2 separate regions of the Homo sapiens genome follow, and region 1 is linked to region 2. A link is a contact called in ENCODE Hi-C or POLR2A ChIA-PET data. All regions are on one chromosome and are shown on one strand. The core of a region is the stretch at or near the end of the contact, and the rest is flanking DNA. Distances in the headings are between cores, read along the strand shown. Region 1 holds the start of NAA80 (N-alpha-acetyltransferase 80, NatH catalytic subunit). Region 2 holds the start of SCAP (SREBF chaperone).

Evidence for each region. A loop is a pair of places that touch in the nucleus more often than their neighbours do. ChIA-PET counts read pairs that join two places held with the same protein, here RNA polymerase II (POLR2A). Pooled maps may share reads with other maps.
Region 1: a loop to region 2 is called in a map of B cell, with 9 times the contacts of the local background. The contact joins the promoter of NAA80 here to the promoter of SCAP in region 2. A Hi-C loop is called at or near these places in 1 of 168 maps with a recorded cell type or tissue (B cell) and 4 of 50 pooled maps. POLR2A ChIA-PET finds 5 or more read pairs at or near these places in 1 of 52 experiments (activated B cell).

What each region holds. Positions count from the first base shown.
Region 1 is chr3:50,296,680-50,302,413 of GRCh38, reverse strand. It overlaps NAA80 (N-alpha-acetyltransferase 80, NatH catalytic subunit), which reads left to right and starts at 3,009. Exons shown (of 2, transcript NM_001200016.2): 1 at 3,009-3,201; 2 at 4,742-5,734. The coding sequence starts at 4,951. HYAL3 (hyaluronidase 3) reads left to right here and starts at 3,009. Exons shown (of 4, transcript NM_003549.4): 1 at 3,009-3,201. HYAL1 (hyaluronidase 1) reads left to right here. Exons shown (of 4, transcript NM_033159.4): 2 at 1-357; 3 at 1,337-1,426; 4 at 1,614-2,521. The coding sequence ends at 1,931. RefSeq lists an enhancer at 3,276-3,415.
Region 2 is chr3:47,472,349-47,478,302 of GRCh38, reverse strand. It overlaps SCAP (SREBF chaperone), which reads left to right and starts at 2,362. Exons shown (of 23, transcript NM_012235.4): 1 at 2,362-2,504. It overlaps LOC105377073 (a long non-coding RNA gene), which reads right to left and starts at 2,358. Exons shown (of 3, transcript XR_940821.3): 1 at 1,939-2,358; 2 at 1,601-1,661. RefSeq lists a silencer at 2,275-2,814.

The DNA of each region.
Region 1 (5,734 bases), core at 1,760-4,259, 2.8 Mb before region 2:
TGGATGGCAGGCACCCTCCAGCTGGGGCGGGCACTGCGTCCTCGCGGCCTCTGGGGCTTCTATGGCTTCCCTGACTGCTACAACTATGACTTTCTAAGCCCCAACTACACCGGCCAGTGCCCATCAGGCATCCGTGCCCAAAATGACCAGCTAGGGTGGCTGTGGGGCCAGAGCCGTGCCCTCTATCCCAGCATCTACATGCCCGCAGTGCTGGAGGGCACAGGGAAGTCACAGATGTATGTGCAACACCGTGTGGCCGAGGCATTCCGTGTGGCTGTGGCTGCTGGTGACCCCAATCTGCCGGTGCTGCCCTATGTCCAGATCTTCTATGACACGACAAACCACTTTCTGCCCCTGGTGAGTCTTCTGTAACCTGCCCACCTTGTCAACCTGCCTTGTCAGATATTAGGTCCAGCCTTGGGGTACTTTAGCTTTGGGACATTTTCTTCGTTTTTTTTTTTTTGAGACAGAGTCTCACTCTGTCACCCAGGCTGGAGTGCAGTGGCACGATCTTGGCTCACTGCAAGCTCTGCCTCCCGGGTTCATGCCATTCTCCTGCCTCAGCCTCCGAGTAGCTGGGATACAGGCGCCCGCCACCACACCCAGCTAATTTTTTGTATTTTTTAGTAGAGTCAGGGTTTCACTGTGTTAGCCAGGATGGTCTCAATCTCCTGACCTCGTGATCCATCCGCCTCGGCCTCCCAAAGTGCTGGGATTACAGGCGTGAGCCACCGCGCCCGGCCCCCAACCTTGGGACATTTTCATCCATTCATTCATCCTTTTTTTTTTTTTTTTTTTGAGACGGAGTCTTGCTCTGTCACCCAGGCTGGAGTGCAGGGGCAAGATCTCAGCTCCTGCACCCTCCACCTTCCGGATTCAAGTGATTCTCCTGCCTCAGCCTCCCAAGTAGTTGGGATTACAGGCATGCCATCAACATGTCTGGCTAATTTTTGTATTTTTAGTAGAAATGGGGTTTCACCATGTTGGCCAGGCTGGTCTCGAACTCCTGACTTCAGGTGATCCTCCCACCTCAGCCTCCCAAAGTGCTGGGATTACAGGTATGAGCCACCGCGCCTGGCGCATGGGCACATCCATTGAGTGTGCACTTGGTGCCAAGTTCTGTGCCAGGCACAGGCAATTCAACATTTATTGGAATGATGTAGTCCCTGTCTGCATGGAATTCATAGGCTAGAGGAGGAAGCAGTTTGCCTCTGGTCCCATGGCCAGAGCAGCCCCAGGTGAAGGTTATGAATTATTTGTCCCATCTAATGGTGTTCCAGCAGTCTGCCACATGGTGGGAAGGAGGCCCCACAGAGCTGTGCTGTCTCCTTCCCAGGATGAGCTGGAGCACAGCCTGGGGGAGAGTGCGGCCCAGGGGGCAGCTGGAGTGGTGCTCTGGGTGAGCTGGGAAAATACAAGAACCAAGGTGAGCTTAGGCCTGGCATGAGGGTGGGGGTGGGGGAGGGGTGGGGCCATTAAGCTGACGGGGTAGACCCTGACTTACCCTTTCTACCTGCAAAGTCCTGGCTGACCAGCAGGTGAGTGCCTCAGTGCCCTGGGTGGGTCCATACATGGCCATGGTGTCCCTGACGCTATCCTCCCTTCCCACCTAGGAATCATGTCAGGCCATCAAGGAGTATATGGACACTACACTGGGGCCCTTCATCCTGAACGTGACCAGTGGGGCCCTTCTCTGCAGTCAAGCCCTGTGCTCCGGCCATGGCCGCTGTGTCCGCCGCACCAGCCACCCCAAAGCCCTCCTCCTCCTTAACCCTGCCAGTTTCTCCATCCAGCTCACGCCTGGTGGTGGGCCCCTGAGCCTGCGGGGTGCCCTCTCACTTGAAGATCAGGCACAGATGGCTGTGGAGTTCAAATGTCGATGCTACCCTGGCTGGCAGGCACCGTGGTGTGAGCGGAAGAGCATGTGGTGATTGGCCACACACTGAGTTGCACATATTGAGAACCTAATGCACTCTGGGTCTGGCCAGGGCTTCCTCAAATACATGCACAGTCATACAAGTCATGGTCACAGTAAAGAGTACACTCAGCCACTGTCACAGGCATATTCCCTGCACACACATGCATACTTACAGACTGGAATAGTGGCATAAGGAGTTAGAACCACAGCAGACACCATTCATTCCATGTCCATATGCATCTACTTGGCAAGGTCATAGACAATTCCTCCAGAGACACTGAGCCAGTCTTTGAACTGCAGCAATCACAAAGGCTGACATTCACTGAGTGCCTACTCTTTGCCAATCCCCGTGCTAAGCGTTTTATGTGGACTTATTCATTCCTCACAATGAGGCTATGAGGAAACTGAGTCACTCACATTGAGAGTAAGCACGTTGCCCAAGGTTGCACAGCAAGAAAAGGGAGAAGTTGAGATTCAAACCCAGGCTGTCTAGCTCCGGGGGTACAGCCCTTGCACTCCTACTGAGTTTGTGGTAACCAGCCCTGCACGACCCCTGAATCTGCTGAGAGGCACCAGTCCAGCAAATAAAGCAGTCATGATTTACTTAGCTGTTTACTGAGCGCCTAAAATGTCCAGGCCCCGGTATCCAAAGGGCACAGGAAAGGCTTGTCACTCTCACCAGATCTGACGTCAGTCTAAGGGCGGCTGCTTCCCAGGGTGGGGCCCAAATTTCAAGAGGAAGCCCCACCTGATCGGACCGTTTCCAAGCTGTCCTGGGGCAGGAGGCCGGCGGGAACCGAAGCTAGACTTGTCAGAGCCTGGGGCGGGGCTGGCGGAGGCAGAGCCAGCTGGAGGCGGGGCCTGCGCCTGGCTGAAGTGACGTGCTGGGCTGGGGCAGGGCCTGGAAGAAGCCAAATCGAGGCGGGACCTAAGCTGTGACGCAAGGAGAAGGAGGAGGGGCCTGTATGGGGCCGGGTGGGGAGGAGGCGGACTCAAATGGAGATGGGGTGGGGCTCAGCAGGGGCGGAGCCAGGGTAGAGACTGAGTCGGCGCCTGGCGGGTGTTGTGACGCGCAAACCAGGGGCGGGTTCTAAGCGGCGACGCGCGGGTGCTGGGAGGCCTTAGAACGCCGTGGCGTGCCGCAGGACGCGACGGCTGCAGAACATCCGCCGCACCGCTGGGGGCCAACGTTGTCGGACCGAGGAGTCCGAGGTGGCGACTGAGTGAGATACCCAGCTGTGCGGAGCTAGGACGCGGAACATCCCAGAGGCCAGCATCAACATGTCAGTACCGCACCCTTCCCATTTGCTGCCTGTAGGTCCACCCCGCGCGTGCGGTCCCCAAGTGGCCATGCCACCCTGCACGCCCTCCCCGCGTCAGTCGTTCGTTTCCAGACCATGCCGAGCCACACCTGCCCACAGAGTCGAGCTCTCGAAGTCCTCATTCCCAAAAGCTCCACAGCCTGTGACCCACTAGGAGGGAGGGGGAAACCGAGGCCCGGGAGAGACGGAGAAGCCACTCTCTGAGGACCCCGGAGCCCCGCCCACAGTGGGTGGGGTCGGCACTGAAGGGGTTAAGGCCGCGGGGAAGCCCCGGGCTCAGCCCTAGGGGCGGATCCTGGGGCTTCCTCCCTCTAGACCAAAGGGTGCGGCTGCTGCAGAGGTGGCTGATGCAGGTGAGGGGCTTACAGCCCTGTGAATGGTGTGGGAGGTGAGGGGAGGGGGGTGCCTGTTACTGACCAGTGTTTAATTGGCCTCAAGCTCAGGAGAGGTAAGGGGAGCCAGGAGGCCCCCTCTGGAGCAGGTGAGTAGAAGGAGGGGGCTCAGCTGCCCGCCCACGACTAGAAAACCCCCAGCATAGACCTGCCGGACGGCAGGACCTTGGTTAAGATGGGAAAACAGTAGGGTTTGGGCACAGGAGGTCTGGGCCCCCAACCTGGTGACCGTTGGACACCCTGTGGATATAGGAAGGAAGCTGTGGTCCTTATCTAGGGTGCCTGCGAAACTCAAGCCAGTGGGGAACCAAGCCTGCAGAGGCAATACTGCTGTGTGACTGTGGGCCAGGCCCAGTGCTGGTGCTGCTGGGGCCCCATCTGAGGAGACAGTTGGGTCTATATCCAAAGTGTCCTGAGATGGGCAGAGTTGGGAAGGGGGCCATGGGCTCCAGGTGGGGAAGGCAGTCAAGACAGGCCAAAGCTCAGCCTGATGGGTGCATGAGTGGGGCCCCAGGATCCACTAAGGCAGTGGGCATAGCCCAGGTAGTTGAAAAGGCTGGGAGCTGGAGGAGACTCGGAACATAGGGAGAAGAAAGGGACAGGAAGACTCCCGGGCAGTTTTTCCTATGGAGGGAACCTTGGGTAGGTTTGAGCAGGGGGTATAGTGTCTGCTTTGCATCTTCTATCCCATGCCCTAGTGGTGGACTAGGAGGACTACTGGAAGACAGAAGGCCAGCAAGTAGATTGGGTCGGCTGTTTTATAGACCTGGTGGTTACAGACCCCCTGTGAGGGGAGGTCCTGAGGAGGACAAATTTGTAGCCAGAGCAGGCTGGGGCCAGGACTCCTAGGTTCTGCCCCAGCCTTAAGCAGCTCATCCATCACTCCCAGCCTCCCTCCAATGTGGGGTAGACACCTGGATCTATCTGCCCTGCTCTATAGGGGATGGGTCTCTTCCAGGTCACCTGTGCTATCAGGTGAGTGTGGGACAAAGTGCAGCCCACCACTCCCCAGTTCCAGTATGCATGGTCCCCCCTGCACTCTGTCAGCCCTTCCCTGCTCCAACCCCACCCTCCCTCCTGGCACAGCCCAGCATGGCTGTTATCTACAGGAGGAGAGCCACTGTGGTCTGAAGAGATGCTACTGCCTGGAGACTGGGGTCTTAACCTCCAGCCTGGCACTGAGCCACCTGCAACCTAGCAGCAGGTGACCTTGGCTCCCAGCCTGACTCAGCTGAACCTGGATCCTGTGCATAGGCAAGAGCTGACTCTGAGCCCTGGCCCAGCCAAGCTGACCCCTACACTAGACCCTACACACCGGATGGAGCTGATCCTGAGTACCAGCCCAGCTGAGCTGACTCTGGATCCTGCGTGCCAGCCAAAGCTGCCCCTGGATTCCACATGCCAACCAGAGATGACCTTCAATCCTGGTCCAACTGAGCTTACCCTGGATCCTGAACACCAGCCAGAGGAGACCCCAGCTCCTAGCCTGGCTGAGTTGACCCTGGAGCCTGTGCACCGCCGACCCGAGCTCCTGGATGCTTGTGCTGACCTCATCAATGATCAGTGGCCCCGCAGCCGCACCTCCCGCCTGCACTCCCTGGGCCAGTCCTCAGATGCCTTCCCCCTCTGCCTGATGCTGCTAAGCCCCCACCCCACACTTGAAGCAGCACCCGTTGTGGTGGGCCATGCCCGCCTGTCACGGGTGCTGAACCAGCCCCAGAGCCTCTTAGTGGAGACAGTGGTGGTGGCCCGGGCCCTGAGGGGCCGTGGCTTTGGCCGCCGCCTCATGGAGGGCCTGGAGGTCTTTGCTCGGGCCCGGGGCTTCCGCAAGCTGCATCTCACCACCCATGACCAGGTGCACTTCTATACCCACCTGGGCTACCAGCTGGGTGAGCCTGTGCAGGGCCTGGTCTTCACCAGCAGACGGCTGCCTGCCACCCTGCTTAATGCCTTCCCCACAGCCCCCTCTCCCCGGCCACCCAGGAAGGCCCCAAACCTGACTGCCCAAGCTGCCCCAAGGGGTCCCAAGGGACCTCCATTGCCACCACCCCCTCCCCTACCTGAGTGCCTGACCATCTCACCCCCAGTTCCATCAGGGCCCC
Region 2 (5,954 bases), core at 1,113-3,612:
CTTAGCTAGGTGCTTGTCAGTTTTGGAGCCTCTTATTTTTTGTGGGGGAGTGTCCAGACTTCACTGAGGGTCAGTCCTCTGCAAACACAGCTTTGATGGAGTGGTTGGGTGGGAAGAGGTGGTGAGTGAGGAGAATGACAGCAGTTCCCAAGGCAGTCTGGCTAAGTCCTGCCATGGAGGTGGTTAAAAGACAGGCTCCTGACCCTCTCTGGAGAGAAGACTTTGGTACAGTGGGCCCAGGGCTCAGGAGGACTCCTTCATGCCCAAGGTTTCTGAGGGGACAAATGATGGTATTTCAAGGGATCAGACCTGGAGAGAGTGATGTCAGGATAGGTAAGGGGTGTAGGTAAGTTCCCCTGAATGCTCTCTATTGTTGCTTCTCTCTCATTTAATACAACAAACAGGATGGGCACGGTGGCTCATGCCTGTAATCCTAGCAGTTTGGGAGGCCAACATGGGAAGGCTGCTTGAGCCCAGGAGTTTGAGACCAGCCTGGGCAACACAGCAAAAGACCCCATCTTGATAAAAATAACAAAAACAAAAATGGCATGGTGGCGCTCATCTGTAGTCCTACCTTCTTGGGAGGATCACTTGAGCCCAGGAGGTTGAGGCTGCAGTGAGCTATGACCACACCACTGCACTCCAGCCTGGGTAAAGGAGTGAGACCTCAAATGTAAAAATAAAAATAACCTAAAAAATTCTTTCTTTCTTTTTTTTTTTCTTTTTTTTTTTGAGACGGAGTCTCGCTCTGTCGCCCAAGCTGGAGTGCAGTGGCATGATCTCGGCTCACTGCAAGCTCTGCCCCCCGGGTTCATGCCATTCTCCTGCTTCAGCCTCCCGAGTAGCTGGGACTACAGGCACCTGCCACCACGCCCGGCTAATTTTTTTTTTGTTTGTTTTGTATTTTTAGTAGAGATGGGGTTCCACCGTGTTAGCCAGGATGGTTTCGATCTCCTGACCTCATGATCTGCCCGTGTTGGCCTCCCAAAGTGCTGGGATTACAGGCGTGAGCCACCGCGCCCAGCGAATACTTTCTTTATAGGATCAAAATTCCCATATTAAGCCAAAAGACAATGCTGAAAATGTCATAACCCTGAAAGTCACTTTGGGCCAAGGCCCACTGTCCCCATTGTTACTTTCATTGTGACAATAGTGTGGTGGGCAAGGAGGGAGGCCAGAGTCCGGTGGGAACTGGGTTTTAGGAGGAGGTATCTGAAGAATGTGTAGTGGGTCGGGGGCTGGTGCGGTCAGAAGGGCCACCTCTAATTTCTGCCTTGCATTGGTGACTAGATCTGCACTTTCTGGAACTCCCAGAGAAGTTTGCTGGTGCCTTTGAGGGCAGGTACAGGGCCTGCCTTATCCAGGTAGCCCTGGGGTGGGTGCGGGTGTCTCGGGCAGTAGGCAGGGGCTGAGGGGAGGCTTACCTCTGACACAAGACCTGGGTACAGCAAGGGCATGCAGTAGCATGATCAAAGTCCCCCCAGAGTGGTCCGGGCAGCGTCTCTAGTTGGGCCAGAGCTGGGCAGGTGGGGACCTGTGTTTCCCTCGAGGGGAGGCAGCCTCCCCTTCCCCTTCTGTGAGGCCCTGTAACAAGACCTACCTCGGATTTTCAGGAGGGCCAAATGCGAGGACATGTACAATACCAGCTCCGCAACTGACACCTAGTAAACAGTGAACGTAGCTGTTGCTATTATAACAAATACCTGTTCCCTGTGGAAAATGGTTAAATGTCAACTTATGCTTTTAAATGTCTATAGGGAAACTAGTTTTATGGACATTATTTATTCTTCTCATCTGCATTTGCAGTGTATCTCGGCCCAGCTGCTTCTAATTTTTTGCCATTATAAAACAGGGAACATGAGCATCTTGTGCAGGGTGGGTTTTTTGTTTTTTGTCTCACTGTGGCCTCGACCTCCCGGGCTCAGGTGATCCTCCTACCTCAGCCTCCTGAGTAGCTGGGACCACAGGTGCGCGCCACCACAGCCGGCTAATTAATTTTACTTGTGGAGACGGAGGTCTCCTACGTTGCCCAAGTTGGTCTCTAACTCCTCGGCTCAAGCGATCTTCGCGCCTTGGACTCCCACAGTGTTGGGATTACAACCGCGAGCCACCGTGCCCGGCTTTCTGCAAGTTCTTGATGACCGATGAGAGCCGGTGGGCCCAAACCCGGCGGGCCCTAACCCGGCTTCACGCTCCGCCCGGCCCGGCCCGGCCCGGCCGTCCATACTTCCCTCCGGTGTCCACCAGAGGGCGAACGGGAGACGCGAATGTGGTTCGACTACGCATGCGCACGCCGCTGGGCGCACGTGCGGAGGGCGGCGGGGCGGGAGGGTAAAGGTAGGAGGTGAGAGGTGAAGGGGCGGGCACCCGGCGGCCAGGAGAGAGAGGGAGGGCGCCACGCACCGGACTGCGGGCCGAGAGCGCGCACGCCGCGCTCCGCCCCTGCTGCCGCCCCCGTCGCCGCCGCCGCCGCCGCCGCAGCTTGGGAGGTGCTGCCACCACAGGTACCGTCACGCGGGTGCTCAGGGCGCCTGCCCGCGGGCCCCAGCTCGACCCCAGCCGCGTGGAGCTGGGAGTTCCGGAATGGGGGCCGCTAGGTTCGGGGGTGCGTGGGCATGGCGCTGTCCAGCAGCCGTGCGGGCCGGCCCTGGAGACCGCAGGCCGGCAAGGAGGCAGGGCCGCGCGTCCCCACCCCCAACCCGGCCGTGTCCCTGCACCGGCCGGCCCCTGGAGCTCCGCGTCCCCACCAGACCTCCGCGGGCCCCTGGTGTGACGGGGGGAGATGCGCGGCGTCGCATCCCCTGGCCTAGTTGCTCCGGGAAGCTGTTGTAGAACCTGCTTTGGTGCTGTTTGGGTTTTCCGGAGTGCGGGGGAGAGCAGGTTCTCCACTTTGCCTCTTTTGGAAGATCTTATTGAGAGACAACGCTAGTTGCTTTGCTGGTTTTGCTTGGTTTCTAGTTTTCCGTATTGCTTAAACCTCAACTTTGCTCACTAATGTTGCTTCTGTTTACTTCTGAGTGGGTTTATGACCTCAGTATTTAACCGGCTTATAATGTCACGATAGCGTTAGTTGCAGGGAGCCCTGGCTCCGGACTGTTTGAATCACAGAAAGTTGTGCAGATGGGAATGCGGAGGGGGGGGCAGTGAGTCGCTGTGGGGGCTCTGGCAGGGGTCAGCCCCTGGTTCGGGTCACTCACTGCTCCACCTTGTATGGCGACAGTCGGAGCTAGGTGAATAAACTCTTTCTGGGGATTTTGTAATACTTATCGTGAAGCGGCCATAGAAAAGGTTTAATGTTAGCGTTGCGTGTGTTTCTTTTATTTGGCCAAAAATTTGTGGAGTTTGGTTATGCCGTGTCTTTATTGGTTTGCTGTCAGGTCAGGATATTGAGCAAAAGACTGACGCTTTTATTAGGGAGTCAGGGTCGAGGGTGTCTAGTTAGTGCTGTATCCATTTTAGGTGTTCCTCAGTGATGCCTAAAGACTTGTTTTTTGTTTGTTTGTTTGGAGACAGGGTCTCACTCTGTCTCCCAGGCTGGAGTGCAGTGGCGCGATCTCGGCTCACTGCAGCCTTGATTTCCTGGGCTCAGGTGATCCTCCCACCTCAGCCTCCCCAGTAGCTGGGACAGCAGGTGTGTGCCACCACGCCCGGCTAATTTTTGTATTTTTTTGTAGAGATGGGGGTCTTGCTGTGTTGCCCAGGCTGGTCTTTAACTCCTGGGCTCAAGCATTATACAAGCCTTGGCCTCCCAAAGTGTTGGTATTACAGGCGTGAACCACCGTGCCCGGCCAAGACCTGTATCTTTTAAAATGTGTGTTAATATAGTTTACATTTTAGGTGTTTTACACATTTGCAGTATTCCCACTGAGCACATGATGTAAAAAACACTATATAAATATATTTAACACTGTATAAATATATTTCCATATTTATTCTTTTGGTCATAAATTGAAATGGAAAGAATTAGGCTTTTTAAATTTATTATGAACTGATCTGATGTTTGAATGCTCTCTCTTTTCTTTCTTTCTTTTTTTTTTTGAGATGGAGTCTCGCTCTGTCGCCCAGGCTGGAGTGCAGTGGCGCCATCTCGGCTCACTGCACCCTCCGCCTGCCGGGTTCAAGCGATTCTCCTGCCTCAGCCTCCCAAGTAGCTGGGACTACAGGCGCCCGCCACCATGCCCGGCTACTTTTTTGTATTTTTAGTAGAGACGGGGTTTCACCGTGTTAGCCAGGATCGTCTCTATCTCCTGACCTCATGATCCGTCCGCTTCGGCCTCCCAAAGTGCTGGGATTACAGGCGTGAGCCACCGCGCCTGGCTTGAATGCTCTCTCTTTTCTTTTGCTGTTGCGGCAAAAACGCCCCCTCTCTAGAGATCTCCGTGGACTTTATAATCACTGGTTTGGGGCCCTTCCCCCGTTCCCTCAGTCACTGTCATTAGGTGGGTAAAAAGTTTACTACAAGTTTATTACTAGAAAAATGGAGGCATATGCGATTCAGGAATTAAATAAACTAAAAAAGGAAAGAAAAAGTGTGCCTGTGGGCTTCACTGCAGGTATGTATATTAACATTTGGTGGTAGACTTTAGGGATGTTTTCTCTCTCAGAATCTAGCCATGCATGTGAATGTGCCTCAGGGATCCTGGAATGACAGGTTCATGTGCTGTTTGCTTACTCTCACCATTGGTGGTTGCCAGTGTTTTACCGGCTCTGACAGGTACTTCATATACAGTTTGTGTCATCACCCCCGTTGAACAGATGAGAGGACTCCTCATAGAGAAGCTGGGTTCTTACAAGGTCACCCAGCTTGTCAAGGGTGGATCATCCTTCAAACCAGGTCTGCCACACCTCTGCCACCTGAGCTCCTTCCGTTAGAACTTGCTACCTTACTGAGTTGGCTAAAGAAACAAGGTTCAGGTGTCGTCTTTTGCCACTCAGAGTAATAATTCTGGGTGATATCGAGCACTTGTGCTGTTTAGGCAGTGTCCTAGGTACTGTAATATTAGCTTATCTCACTTAGTTTTCATAATAACCAGGTGAGATAACACTGTTATCACCCCCTTTACGGAGAGTTTTAGAAAAGTTATTTGACTGGCCCTGGGTCACCTAGCGAATTTGAGACGGAGTGTGTTGTGTGCAAACTGAGATTTGGCTGACAAAAGAGTCCATCCTTTTATGCTGTTCTTGTACCTGCTTCCACAGTCTGTTTTTTTTTTTTTTTTTTTGAGATGGAGTTTCGCTCTTCTTGCCCAGGCTGGAGTGCAATGGCGTGATCTCAGCTCACTGCAACCTCCGCCTCCCAGGTTCAAGCGATTCTCCTGCCTCAGCCTCCTGAGTAGCTGGGATTACAGGCATGCACTACCACGCCTGGCTAATTTTGTATTTTTAGTAGAGGCGAGGTTTCTCCCTATTGGTCAGGCTGGTCTCAGACTCCCGATCTCAGGTGATCCGCCCGCCTCGGCCTCCCAAAGTGCTGGGATTACAGGCGTGAGCCACTGCACGCAGCCCACAGTCTTTTCTGTTGCTCATTGGCAGGTAAGGGTAGTGGAAGAAGGTGGTAGGGGTGGTGGGAGGAAGCCAGCGTCACTGACTCTAGTGTGGGGATGGTGGAACTCAGCAAGAAGGTGACAGCAATTTGACCACTGCCATTTGACAGTTTCTGCTTAAGCAGTCAAGGGCACTAACCTAGAATGGTTGCAGGGATGCTAAATCATAAGGAAGCTTTGCAGTGGGGTCCAAAGTTGGTATGTAAGCATAAAGATGCACGTGGATCTCAGGAAAAAAATAAAACTAATTTTCCTGTTTATTTCAGCTTCATTTAATTATTATTATTATTATTATTATTTTATTTTATTTTTTTTTTTTGAGACGGAGTCTCGCTCTGTCGCCCAGGCCGGACTGCGGACTGCAGTGGCGCAATCTCGGCTCACTGCAAGCTCCGCTTCCCGGGTTTACGC